Regions from separate parts of the Homo sapiens genome. Here regions 2 and 3 are each linked to region 1. A link is a contact called in ENCODE Hi-C or POLR2A ChIA-PET data. All regions are on one chromosome and are shown on one strand. The core of a region is the stretch at or near the end of the contact, and the rest is flanking DNA. Distances in the headings are between cores, read along the strand shown. Region 1 overlaps MVB12B (multivesicular body subunit 12B). Region 2 overlaps MAPKAP1 (MAPK associated protein 1). Region 3 overlaps MAPKAP1 (MAPK associated protein 1).

The links. Hi-C counts contacts between places; a loop is a spot of excess contacts on that map. ChIA-PET counts read pairs that join two places held with the same protein, here RNA polymerase II (POLR2A). Pooled maps may share reads with other maps.
Region 2: a loop to region 1 is called in a pooled map, with 21 times the contacts of the local background. The contact joins two enhancer-like sites. A Hi-C loop is called at or near these places in 9 of 50 pooled maps. POLR2A ChIA-PET finds 5 or more read pairs at or near these places in 2 of 52 experiments (Caco-2 and activated T-cell).
Region 3: a loop to region 1 is called in a pooled map, with 6 times the contacts of the local background. The contact joins two enhancer-like sites. A Hi-C loop is called at or near these places in 5 of 50 pooled maps. POLR2A ChIA-PET finds 5 or more read pairs at or near these places in 2 of 52 experiments (Caco-2 and activated T-cell).

Annotation. Positions count from the first base shown.
Region 1 is chr9:126,468,637-126,473,038 of GRCh38, forward strand. All of the region lies in intron 7 of MVB12B (multivesicular body subunit 12B), which reads left to right. Among named protein-coding and RNA genes, the nearest start is that of NRON, 60 kb to the left of the region's middle. Within about 2 kb of position 2,540, at least 16 of the 41 ENCODE cell types and tissues checked have a DNase peak (open chromatin) inside an H3K27ac peak, as active enhancers do.
Region 2 is chr9:125,630,530-125,634,931 of GRCh38, forward strand. All of the region lies in intron 4 of MAPKAP1 (MAPK associated protein 1), which reads right to left. Among named protein-coding and RNA genes, the nearest start is that of MAPKAP1, 74 kb to the right of the region's middle. Within about 2 kb of position 2,207, at least 7 of the 41 ENCODE cell types and tissues checked have a DNase peak (open chromatin) inside an H3K27ac peak, as active enhancers do.
Region 3 is chr9:125,646,344-125,650,745 of GRCh38, forward strand. All of the region lies in intron 4 of MAPKAP1 (MAPK associated protein 1), which reads right to left. Among named protein-coding and RNA genes, the nearest start is that of MAPKAP1, 59 kb to the right of the region's middle. RefSeq lists enhancers at 2,922-4,121, 3,757-3,806, 3,817-4,086, 4,147-4,196, 4,237-4,402. Within about 2 kb of position 3,153, at least 14 of the 41 ENCODE cell types and tissues checked have a DNase peak (open chromatin) inside an H3K27ac peak, as active enhancers do.

The DNA of each region.
Region 1 (4,402 bases), core at 1,290-3,789:
TCCCTCGCCTGGTTCAGTGTCAGAACTTCCTCCCTGGTGTTCCTGCTCCAGCCTCACTCCCTGTAATTCATTCTCCTCTCCATAGCCAGGGAGACGCTGTTAAAACCTAAATCTCCCCATCTCTCTCTCCAGCTCAAAGACCCTTTGGTGGCTCCCCAGGGACCTCATGATGTCCTTCAGTCTGCTGAGAATGGCCATCAGGACTCCTGGCAGGCTGGTTCTTGGTTGTCTCTGGACCCTACTTCTATGCAACAGTTAAAAAGGCTGAGACACAGAGCTCTAAGAATTGATGTGGAAACACAGTCAATTGAAAAAAAGTAAATTGCAAAACAGTTACTTATGCTGTGATGCTATTTTTATTAAAAACACGAATACATACAAAACAAAATTCTGGCCAGCTGTAGTGGCTCATGCCTGTAATCCCAGCTACTTGGGAGGCTGAGGCAGGAAGACCCCTTGAGCCCAGGATTTCGGGGCTACACACAGCTATGATGGCACCACTGCACTTCAGCCTGGGTGATAGAGCAAAAGTCCATGTCTAAAAAATAAAAAAATAATATTCTGTCCTTTTTCTATACATGCCAACACGCAGGTGAATGCATGGGAGACAGGCCGGCAGGACCCCAGGCACTGTGTACAGACCACTACCAAGGCTTGCTCTGAGAAGGGTCCAGGGATCAGCGGCTCCGGATTCAAGGGGTGCTTTGACTTAGCTATCCTATTGGAATGGTTTCCTTAGAAAATATATTCATGTGCTGAAGTGTTAAAGAGTACAACTTAAAAATATAGATGGGTTGGTTTTGAGAAGGTAAAAAGAGCCCTGGCAGAGAAAGTGCGTCTTCCAAGCCTGAGGTTCCCTGCTCCACAACCGAGGGGTGTATGTGATGCTCAGCCTGGGGGACAGGCGTGCTCCGTAGTCACAGGCCATGCCTGTCAGGCCCTTGCTGTCAGTTACCCCCCGTGGCTGCAGATCACACTGCCTGTTTTAGAGCATGCCTTCTTCCAGAGGATGTGGTCGCTACTAGTGGTAACGTATCTGCATTGGACCTTGGGTCTGCTTTTTGTTCTGCATCTACAAAGCTCCTTTGGTCTCGAGCTCACTGAGGAGTTTCTGCGTTTGTCGCTGTGGGCAGCAGGTGTGTGCACTGACCCAGTGGCCCCTCAGCCACCAGGGTACCTTTGAACTCATGTGGAAAAGTATCACTGAGTTGCGTTTTATCTTTACCTTGAGCAAAATGCAGTTGATCCCTGCCCCAAGCCATTAAATATTTATAACGTTAAAAAAATGTTTCTTTAATGTCTCTGAGCCTCTCTTTTCTAAACTGTGGAAGAAAGACAATAACAATACCTGGACTGCTATGATGTTTAAATGAGATAAAAACATAAGGCCCTAGGTACAAACTAGCTGCTCAGTAACTGTTAGCCACTGGTATTAGTATTAGTGAGTATTAGTGTTATTACTGCCGTACAGAGGAAAATACCCTTTCGCGGTAGACCCCTTTCTGCCTGCTTTCCCATAAAAACAGGAGTGCAGCCATATTAAATTACATAACCCAGGGGCTGTGAGTCCCAACCCAAAGACGTTTGGAGGGACAAAAGCAATGTTTGCTGAGGAGTAACTCATTGGGTCCCCCAGACCATGGCTCTCCGTGGTGTCTGCTATCTCTGGTGTTGCAAGTCAAGCTCGACTTGGAAGCAAGATCCAAGCTTCTGAGGCTCAGTGAGAATGTTCTTGTTGTGTGTCGAGTTTCTTGTGGGTGTGGACTGTGGGGCAGCTGCCTTCCCTCTGTGCTCCCATAGCTTTCAGAGAACTGCCCTGGACCTGCATGAGGTTGTGCAGCCCAGCACTGCACCCTGGACCCTGGAGGGAGGGACTGCCCTGAAGGAGGAGGTGGGGGGGCTGGTGGCCCTAGATTCCTCCCAGGGCACTAGGGATGCAGAGGGATGAAGCGAGCCCCTCAATTACAGTCTTCTGTGTAGAGATGGGGAGCCTAGGAGGAGTCAGTGCTCTGTGTGTGTGTGTGTGTGTGTGTGTGTGTGTAATCCAGATTGCTCATGCCAAATAGAACCTCTAAGAATGTTCGTTTGTGGTGTGAGGGCACCCTGGTCTGGGTGCCCAATGAGTGACTCCTTAGCAAACATTGCTTCCGTCCCACCAAACGTCTTTGGATTGGGTCTCACAGCCCATGGATTGTGTAATTTAATATGGCTGCACTTACGTTCTTATGTGAAAGCAGGTAGAAAAAGGTCAACCGTGAAAGGGTATTTCCCTCTGTACAGCAGTAATAACACTAACACTAATACGAATGGCTAACAGTTACTGAGCAGTTCGTTCGTACCTAGGGCTTTATGTTTTTATCTTGTTTGAATGTCATTGCAGTCCAGGTATTATTATTTTCTCTCTTCTACAGCTGAGGAAAGAGAGGCTCAGAGAGATTAAATACTTGTCCCAAATTACAGAACTAGTTAGAAGTGGGGCCTGGTCTAAACTCATTTCCTGCAGAAACAGCTGCTTTCGACATAAAACCGCAGCCTTGCCCCATTTTCTCAGTGGCTGCTGTGGTCAGGCTGTTCTTTCCTGTTGCTGTCTGATCCCTCAGCGGTGCTGCGGAGTGGGCACAATTATCCTCATATGACAGATGAAAATCTGACTCTGAGGTTAAGTGACTTGCCCAAAGCCATACGGCCAACAAGCACTGGGCCCAGCTCGGCGTTCACACGTGTCTGACTCCGGCGCCTGTGCTCCGTCCTCCCGTGCTGCCTCTCACGCGGGGGACTCGGGAGGCTCCGGCAGTGGCTGATAAATCACTCCTTTTGGCTTATGAATAACATGGCAAAACAAATTACTTTGGGGATCTAGAAGGAAGTTGTTGGCCCTGTGTAAACTCAATTGGAATGTCACTGAGCAGACAGCTCTGGAGGCATCTACAAATATCTTCCAAGGAATATCCCCAAAGTGAAATCACCAAGAAAGCAAAACAGGCTCCGTGTTTTGGTTTGCAAATGAGTTTTGAGAAATGGCCTTGAGATCTTGAGTTGTTGGCGTTTTCCCCATTACAAATTGTAAAGGACTTTTGAAACGCCACAGGAAAGGGGCGAAGAAAGGCTTAGGGTTGCTGATTATTTACAGCTCCAAGCCCCGGGCAGGTACACAGAATTAAAGGCCTCCCACCACTCCAATTGCATTTAATTTTATTCCGAAAATGACTACCTGCCAATAAGCCTCATTGTTCACCAGCATCTCTGCAAGTACTTTGAGGTACTATTACCCGAGTTCACTTAACACCGCTTGACAACTTTAAGCAGATAACAATTGAGGTGCTGGTAATAGAGTCTGTTTTTTTTTTTAATTTTTACATTTTTACCACATGACTTTATGACTCTCTTTATCAAGCATGTTGAAATTAATCCATGTGTTGATTGGAGTATTTCCTCACCCCTGCTGTGTATTGAGACGTTGGGGAGGGATAAGGGTTGGCGGCTCTGAGCAGCTAGGTATTCCGGGGCAATGGGTGGTCCTAAGTCCGGAGCCTTGGGAGTTGGTCAGTGGTGGGTTTGTGTTGAGCCTGCAGAAGTCTGAGGTGTGTGTTTGGAGGGGAGAATCAAGGGATGGCTCTGGAGGACTGCCTTGGCAGGTAAAATTATAGTTCCCATATGAAGGGAGGATGCAGGAGCTATAATCCCATCTCGTTGCCAGGCAAAGTTCCTACAGATTCATGGCAGAGCTGTCTGTGCAAGCAGGAATCCAATTTTATGTCCAAACAAATGCAGCATGCAGATTGGACTGACTGCTTCCCCGAGAATAGCAAAGACAGGCATTCAGGTCAGCTGGCAAAAAAAAAAAAAACCCACCACCCCCTTTTTCCTCCTTTAAAATAGGGGGTGGGATTAATACAGTAGCAGATTAGAGCTTTATTTGTTTAAACCTTGTAGAATCTGTAAGCATTCACAATCCCCTTGACTTGTAGTGCCTGATTGTAAAAAGAACAGTTGAATGAGCTCATTGTTTTCTGGTTTTTTTCTTTAATGTATTTTACAAACACTCTGGTGACAGGCCTGACATGCTGATTTCTATGTACTGGCACTTCAGTTTGGGATTACAGCATTAATAACAGAGTTCCATGCATCATGCCATTTTTAAGCATGATCGTTATGATAAAGGGCATATACTTAATTACAGGCCTGCTTAATTACAGCTCTGTTGAAGCTCGTTTGTTTAGGAGAATGCTAATTGCGCCACAGAGCCAGCGGCACATCCTTGCTTTCATCTGCTGGAGGTAGCTCGATGCTGTGGATCAGCATTTTGTTAAAACTGCCACCAAAAATAAAAAAAAAATTTAAAAACAAGAAGAAGAAGAAAGCACTGGCCTAGTACTGAAAGGAAACCTGCCCCAGCACATGG
Region 2 (4,402 bases), core at 957-3,456, 840 kb before region 1:
TATGGTTTATTATTTTACAGATGAGGAAATCTTTGGCCCAAAGCAGTGCAGCAGCCCTGGTATGTCAATGCAAGTCTAGGGAGTTAGGACACAAACAGCCAACACTGAACCCTTAATCATGGAAAGATGATTAACACCTCTGCTATGGTTTGGATGTTTGTCCTCTTCAAACCTTATGTTGAAATCTGATCCCAAATGTTGGAAATGGGGCCTAATGGGAGGTGTTTGGATCATGGAGGCAGATCCCTCATGAATAAATTAATACCTTCCCTGAGAAGTGAGTTCTTACTCTATTAGTTCCAGAGACAGCTGCTTATTAAAAAGAGGTTGGGTTGATCACTTGAGCCCAGGAGTTTGAGACCAGCCTGGGCAACAAACAAAGGGAGACGCCATCTCTACAAAAAATAATTTTTAAAAATTAGCTGGGCATGGTGGCATGCACCTGTGGTCCCAGCTACCTGAGAGGCTGAGGCAGAAGGACTGCTTGAGCCCAAGAGTCTGAAGCTGCAGCAAGCTGTCATCACACCACTGCACTCCAGCCTAGGTGATACAGTGAGATCCTGTCTCAAAAAAAAAAAAAAAGCCTGATACCTCCCCGTGTCCTTCTTCCTCTCTCACCATGTGATCTCTGCATTCCCCAGCTCCCCATCTGCCTTCCTTAATGAGTAAAAGCAGCCTGAGGCCCTCACCAGGTGCAGATGCCCAATCTCGAACTTTCCAGCCATCAGAATTGTGAACCATAAAAACCTTTTTGTTTTATAAACTACTCAGTCTCCAGCATTTTGTTATAGCAACATAAAATGAATGAAGACAACTGCCTTTGCTCTGTCCAGCCTGGCAGAGCCATGCAGAGCATCTTCTACCCAAGAACCCTTCTACTATTTTCAGGCAATGTTCACATCTTCTCTGGATGGATTCTGTAAAGCCCAACTCATATGCCCCACCCGGTTCCTAGTCTCTACCACCTCCTTGTGGCACTTGTCTGAATAGACACTTATAGTTGTAAATGTCTGTTGTACAGAACTTACTATACCTCACCACACTAAATTCCCTACTTTTGCTAACCACAGCCATGGTGATTTATTCAGACGTAAGGATGTCAGTTTCCTGCTCCAAATACAACTAGCAGGAGCAAATCAAAACTCTTCTTGATCAAGCCTCGTCTCTCACCTCCTCTGCTCTCAGCCTCCACATTCCAGTCATACCCTACTACTTTCATTGCCCAGAATTTACCAGCATCTCTCACCTCAGATGTTTACACCAGCACTTCACCTACCTAGAAGCCTCCTGCCTAACCTCCTCCCATCCTTCAAGGCTTGGCTTAGGGGTCATCTAAGGAGTCTTCCCTGATATTCTCCCATGCGAAGCCCAGGCCAGGTGTCCTTCCTCTAAGAAACTCACCATACTAGGCCAGGCGTGGTGGCTCATGTCTGTAATCCCAGCACTTTGCAAGGCCGAGGCGGGCAGATCCCTTGAGGTAAGGAGTTCAAGACCAGCCTGGCCAACATGGTGAAACTCCATCTCTACTAAAAATACAAAAAAATTAGCCAGGCATGGTGGCACATGCCTGTAGTCCCAGCTACCTGGGAGGCTGAGGCAGAAGAATCACTTGAACCCAGGAGGAAGAGCCTGCAGTGAGCTGAGATCACGCCACTGCACTCCAGCCTGGGTGACAGAGCAAGACTCCGTCTCAAAGAAAAAAAAAAAAGAAGAAACTCACCATACTAAACTTTTCCTCTCATAGCATTTATTATGCTATATTATAATTGTCTGACTTCCCTACAAGATTACACATACCATTAAATTAGGGACTATCTCATTCACTATTGTATCCTCAGCATTAGTCAAGTCCCTGGCACATACAGGCACTCAAGAAATATTTGAGAAATGAATGCATGAGTTTTCCTTCTAACTACCTGGCTCTGCTGAATCATACTGAGGTTACAATTAACCATGACCCTAAACCTTTTCTTTCATGTGCTACTTGGTTAAACCTCATCTTCCTCTTCCCCTTTTCCACTGCCACCCCCATACACAAATGACTGCATCTTATGACTTAAGTGCAAGTATCATTTTGGTGTGTCAAGACCACTTTAGTCCCTGACTTTGTCACTGCACATGCCTGCTATTCTTCCCAGCCTTCTGCCTTCCACAAGTGTCATCAGCCTATCATCAATGTTCTCATTCAGGTCCCTGACAGCAATGAACACACAAGAGACCTACAGCTTGCCACGAAAGATAGCTCTCCAGTTTGACATAAATCCATTAATCACCACTCTGTGCCTCGTCTCTCAGCCAGGTGCAAAGTCCACCTGACCACAATGTGACTGGAGAATATCTCCAGCTTGCGTGCAAGAATACTATGCAAAAATTGATGCTTTACTGAAATTCAGAACAAAGAATTTTAACCACAGCCCTCTATCTAGCTAACAACCCTATCCAAGAAAGAAATGGGCTTGTTCTGCCCTGCTTGGTTCTGAGGAAACCCATGGTGGCTCCTAGCAATCACTACTTCCCTTTTTTGAATTTACAAGCCCTTTAGCTCTGCTAAGTGAGCTGTTGTAAATGCAAGACCGCTCAATCCCAAAGCTGAAAAGAGAAGTCTATGAAGTGTGAGTTGCTGAAGGAGACTTCATGAAAGAAGTGAGATTTAAGGAAGATTTCAATGCACAGCGCCAACAGAGCTTGGTAGAGGACACAGGGAGAGTAGCCAAATCTAAGTGTGAGTAACAGGGACAGCAAGGCTGATTGTGGATAACAAAGACAGCAAGTCAGAAAGCCTGGCCCAAGTATCACCTGGGACAAACAGGGACTAATAAAAAGCAAGTTCTTCCTGCTGGGCTGCCTCCTTGAGCCAAAAGGTCAACCACAGCTGGGCTTCTGCCTGAATTCTTATTTTAAATATAATAGAACACATATTAGATTAAGCTGAGACAGAAAGTAATCCTTACATAAAAGACAGTTGTCAGAATGGCCAATCTAGTTTCTCCTAAGCACTTTCTGATGACGAATCCACCACCAGGATTATGTGTAATGGGCAATTTTGATGCAAAGTACTATTTTGCAACATTGTCCCATTTCTCTTCCAGAAAAATGCAGAGGTAATTATGTACTCATAGTCAGTGTAGCAAATCAGTTAAATTAAACCTGTATTTCATCTAATTCATATAGAATATGAATAACATAACTAACTTTTCTAATTTCATACTCTAGTACTCTCAAGTAAATAAAAGGGGAAAAAAAGTAAAGTTTCTCCCCTACAAATAGAATCTGTCACTTCCTAGGATGTGCACTTTTCAGCTCATGCATCCTAAATGCATGTGGAGATATTATATGCACTTTCTATTTAGCAATTTAATTATATCTTTGCATTCAAAGAGTGGCAATGGTTTGCAGTAATAATCAGGTGAAAGCATTCTGACATTAATATGCTGGAATCCGATGTGTTAATTTGATGCAACTTTGCCTTGACAATATGTGATTAATTTGTTCTCAGGCTAGCCTTGCTCCCAGCTCTGACAGTTTAAAATGCTGGGTTTCTTTATCCATATCGCTATTTGACACGCCTTAGCCCACTGCTTTGCTAAGACCACTGTTAATTTGTAATGAACTTGCTTTTCAGGGGGGCTCCTTCATTTTTAATTCTGTCAGTGTCACCTCCTTGAGGAAAATTACAAGTTTCCGTAGGTGTGATTACTGCCAAGTGCTGCTGATAAGAGGTTTGAGAAAACAAGGCTTTATAAAGAAGTCTGTATTTAATCTGCTGAAACAGATTTATTGCCTCCAGACAGATAAATATAATACAAAGTTCTCTTATTTAAAAGTCATCCCTAAGTTCTCCCTTACCACAACCTCCTCCTAAACAAAAACACAGTTGCATTTCTAGGACTCAATAATGAGTCACTCAGGGAAAAGAGGTGAACGTGTAATAAATTTAGCAATAACAGCAATTCTTGTCATCAAATTAGACTTGTGGGGGAGTCTCATAAAACACATGAATACATTTTTCACAAGGTTTGGGGGAGGAAAAAATCCCACTGAAACAATTATAGTTTCACTTCCCTTCCAACTAGCAAAAATTTTACACAGCTTAACGAACCCATTTTCTGTGGGCAAACTGAGTACTGGTGAAGTTAGGTATGGATTAAATTTCTCCTTGGCATATGATCCAGACAATGCTTGATAAAGGGTTAGAGGGGAGATGGAAAGTCAAAGTCTCAAAACATAATGCTTAATATAAAACAGTAGAATAACAGTAGGCAGCCTTTAAACTACTTTCACGAGCATCTTCTATTTAACCTTCAAAGTAACTGCATCAAGTAGGTGAGACTGTCCCCATTTTTTTCAGGTGAAGACTCTCAAAGAGTTCATGTGAAGGAATGACAACAAGGAAAGAACAGAA
Region 3 (4,402 bases), core at 1,903-4,402, 820 kb before region 1:
TAATACAATGCCATCAGGAGGCCATGAGTCTCACAAATTTAGCTTCAAAGCCTAGCCATCATTTATCCCTTCCGTGAAGTTTCAGTTTCCTTCTCTGTACAACAGTAAGGAATGTTATGAGGACTGAACAAATTGCTACATATCAAGTCCATTAGAGGACTTGGTACAAAATAAGACTCAATAAAATGGAGCTATGGTAATAATGATAAAACCTTCCTTAAAAGGGGGCTTAAATCTCATAGGCTAGATTTTATGAATTTTGTTTCTAAACTAAAACAATAACATCATTTAAAAAGACTTGTTTTAAAGCTAGAAACCTAATAAAATAGAAAGAGGAAAAAAAGGTCATCATGGTTGAAAAAAGAACCCAGCAAGTTATTGTTTTGATACCATAATTAGGAAGAGAAAATGAAAGTCAGCAAAACCACAGTTTTAGAAAAGTGGTTATTAGATTTTCTTCTTTCCACAGTGGAAAAAGTCCTTCCTGTTGAAGAAGGCAGTGAAATTTTATCACAGCTATTGCTATTCATAAATCTTATATCTATTTTAATTCAATCTGGCCCTAGCCTCAGAGTCGCTGCACCACAATTTGATTACTATAACCATACTTTTTAACTGCTGTCAGGAAAGACAGCGCCTTATACAAACATCTGCCGGAACACATGCCTGCGTTCTCCAGCACCAGCCTTAAATCACGCTCTGGTGATGAATCTTTATCTGACACTAATACTTTTTAACTTCATACGGACAATTAAAATGAATTGTAGCTAAATGCACATATAACAAATCAATTTAATCTTTGGTTGCATAGCAGCATATTTTGCAAATTTCCTAAACTTACATGTATTTTGTAAAATTTCTTACATGTATCTTTGTCTAGGTGTTAAACTTCAGTTTAACAGAAAGTAAAGTGGAAATACTAATAAAACACAGCTCTTATGATACTGCCATGTAGTTGCAAGCCTCAAAGAATAATGACATTTGAAATTTATCACTGCCATTTTTAAAAACTTCCACATTTCTATGTGGAGAGTACCATTCTGGGCTTCATTATAAGAGTGACCAAAGCTGAATTCCCTGGCCTGTAGGAATACAACTGAAATTCGGACAACCACACCAAGGATAAGAAACTGGCTCAGATCCGAGCCGTAGACAGTATTCATCTACTATTCATCTATAGTGCCCATCACATTTGCTCTCTGGTTTGTTGTTCGTGGTTCTGTTCCTCTGCTCGGTCAGGTGCACCTAATGTCATGGACCACTGTCACAGTCCTCAGCACTGGGCACGATCATTCATGTAAAGTATAGTTTCTCCACTTGATGGCCATATGGCCGCTCTTGTCTTTTAAGTTCCCCAAGGGCAGTCAGCCCCATTTTATTTATCAGTGCACGGTGCAGAGCTGGTATGCAATAAATGTTTGAAATGAGCCAGTACAGTGTGGGTGCCTAGTAAATGATGTATTCGATGGATAGAGATGTGTGAACGAATCCACTCTGCACACCAGAAAAATCAATGGAAATAAACAAACATTTGTGAGGCACACACCAGTTACTACGTGTGAAAGCATTCCCCTTCCCCAGTCCCAATATCTTTTTTTTTTTTTTTTTTACATGTAAGGAAGTTAAGGCTAACAAGATGCAGTAACTTGCCCAATCCATATAACTGATAAAAAGATCTGAAGCAGTCCGTCAGGTTTCAAGTCCACTGCTAAAGGAAAAACTTTTGTTTTTAAATTTTAAAAAATTTCAAATGTTAACTGTTTTTGTTTTCGCCATAACAACGACTGCAAGAGTCTAGGAAAAAGAGCTGTGGTACTGGAATAGGAGAAAAAGGAGCTGAATACCAGCTCTGCCACACACTAGTGGGGAATCCTTGAGCACCTCACTTTCTCTCTCTCAGCCTGTTCCCTCACCTGGAGCTAATACTCCCTAGATCACTGTTCTGTTAGGATAATTAAGAGGAAAGTTCCAATGTATACACAAAAGATTAACTCTTCAAAAGTTGTAGTTTTCCCATCTGTACCCCCCTACATCTCACTGATGTCAATCACCTCCCTAATCACAAAACTCTGGAATCTTAAAGCCAAAAAGAATCCAAGAGGTCATCTAAGCCACATTCCTGATTCTAAACACGCAGAAATCAAGGCTCATAGATGAGAGATTACTTGTCCTACATCAGAGAGAAGGAACTGCATGGCCAGGACTAACACTCAAGTCTTCTGATTCCCTGTCAGTGTTCCTTCTAACACATGGCCTAGTAGTCCTGGAAATCAAGTTTCCATTTTGTATGAACCCCATTAATGAAAATAAAAATCTCAGCTGGGCACAGTGGTTCATACCTGTAATCCCAGCACTTTGGGAGGCCGAGGCAGGCGGATTACCTGGTCAGGAGTTGGAGACCAGCCTGACCAACATGGTGAAACCCCGCCTCTAGAAAGAATACAAAAATTAGCTGGGCGTGGTGGCACGCACCTGTAATCCCAGCTACTTGGGAGGCTGAGGTAGGAGAATCGCTTAAACCCGGGAGGCGGAGGTTGCAGTGAGCCAAGATCACACCACTGCACTCCAGCCTAGGCGACAGAGACTCTGACTCAAAAAAAAAAAGAAAAGAAAATAAGAAAATAAGAATCTCTGAGAATTAGAACACTTGGATTCTATGCCCAGCTAGGTGGAGCCTAGGCTGTCATTTGATTTCTCTGGATAGAGGTCTTCAAGATAGTAAAATCATGGCCTCATTCTTCGAGGGAGAAGACAATCTCTCTACTGCAAACCATGCAGAGCAAAGTACCCCAGGATGAGAAGGCTGAATGTAAAATGACACCATCCCTAGTCCCCTCCATACCTACAAGGATTGTCTCCTGGGCTAGACCTCAGTGCTCGATATTCATTCCAACCAGATTCCCTCTTCTAACCTGGTAATTAGTCAGGTAGTGAGAAGGTAGTACAACAACAGTAATCTCATTGTAACAAAAATACGTCCATGTTGTTTACCTCTTAGTCCCCTAACCTCCAACAATTACAATCAACACGTCTTAAATGACACCTGGCATCTGCCTCATTTAAAATTACTCTCTCGAAAATAAAAGAATAAAATTACCCTATCGTTTTCTCCTCTGAATGGCCTGGTGAGTCAGGCTGGGCATCTGAGTGCACATCCCTGTCATCTGAGAGGAAGTGACTGATGGGAGAGGAAGTGTCTGGAAGGTGACTAACGTCTGAAGGCAATTCCTTGGCCAGTTTCAAGGCTGGCTGACAAGCGAGAACAAAAAAGAGGCTTTTTGCTCCACTCTCACCTCAAAAAGCACTGCCTCAGATTCCCCAAACACAAACCAGACAATAGGATATACCCCACCTCCCAAAAAGATGTACAGTGTCTTCAAGGACATGGTAACAGTCTATGATCTGTAGTCAGCAGGTCCAAAACAGCTGCCAATGGGTGACAGAAACTCCGTCTCAAAAAAAAAAAAAAAAAAAGAAAAGAAGAAAATAAGAATCTTTGAGAATTAGAACACCTGGATTCTATGCCCAGCTAGGTGACCCTGGGCTGTCATTTGATTTCTCTGGAGAGATATCTTCAAGATAGTAAAATTATGGCCTCGTTCTTTGAGGGAGAAGCCCTCTTTCAGTGCTTCCTAACTCAGGGATGGTTTCATTATCCATCCAGCTCCACAAGCCGGACACGGACCAGGAAATCATCCTTCAAACCCCCTTCTAACCCTGTTCTCTGCATACATCATCAAATCCTACCACTTTTGCCTACTACTAAATATCTCTCGAATTCATTCACTCCATCTTCATTCTAACAAGCAAGCCCAAGTTACCACTCTCTCACCCAGAGCACTGCAAAAAATGTCTTGATTAGTTTCTCTATCCTCACAAACCCTTCTCAGGGATATACTCGGCAGCACAGCCCCAGGGGTCTTTTCAAAACAAATTTGATTACCTCACCTCCCCATTTAAATCCTTGTTCAAGGCTTCCCCGTGCCATGAGGTTAAAGAGAACACCTCTACCAATCATACCCGGTCTTCCCCCAGAGCTTCACTTTTCACCACGATCTACTTCACCCTAGGGCTCCAGTCACACAACTTTCTTTTGGTTCCTCAAAATTGCCAAATTCCCCTTGCCTCAGACCTTCTGTTCCTTTCTCCTCCCCCTTTTCTTAGCTAGTTCTTACTCACCCTTTAGCTCTCAGATCAAAAGATTTTAACCCAAGCCTGACAAACATGTTCTTTCCATGGCAAGAGTCTGCCTTCCTTTGAAAAGCCTTAAGCCAATGGTGAATTCTACCTCATGGAATTTTTAGAAGATGGCTCCACAACAAAGGAAGCCACCACAGACTGGCAAGGTTCACAGCTAACTGCAGAAATGAGGCCTAGACAGAGAGCTCAGGGTGGAAGAAGT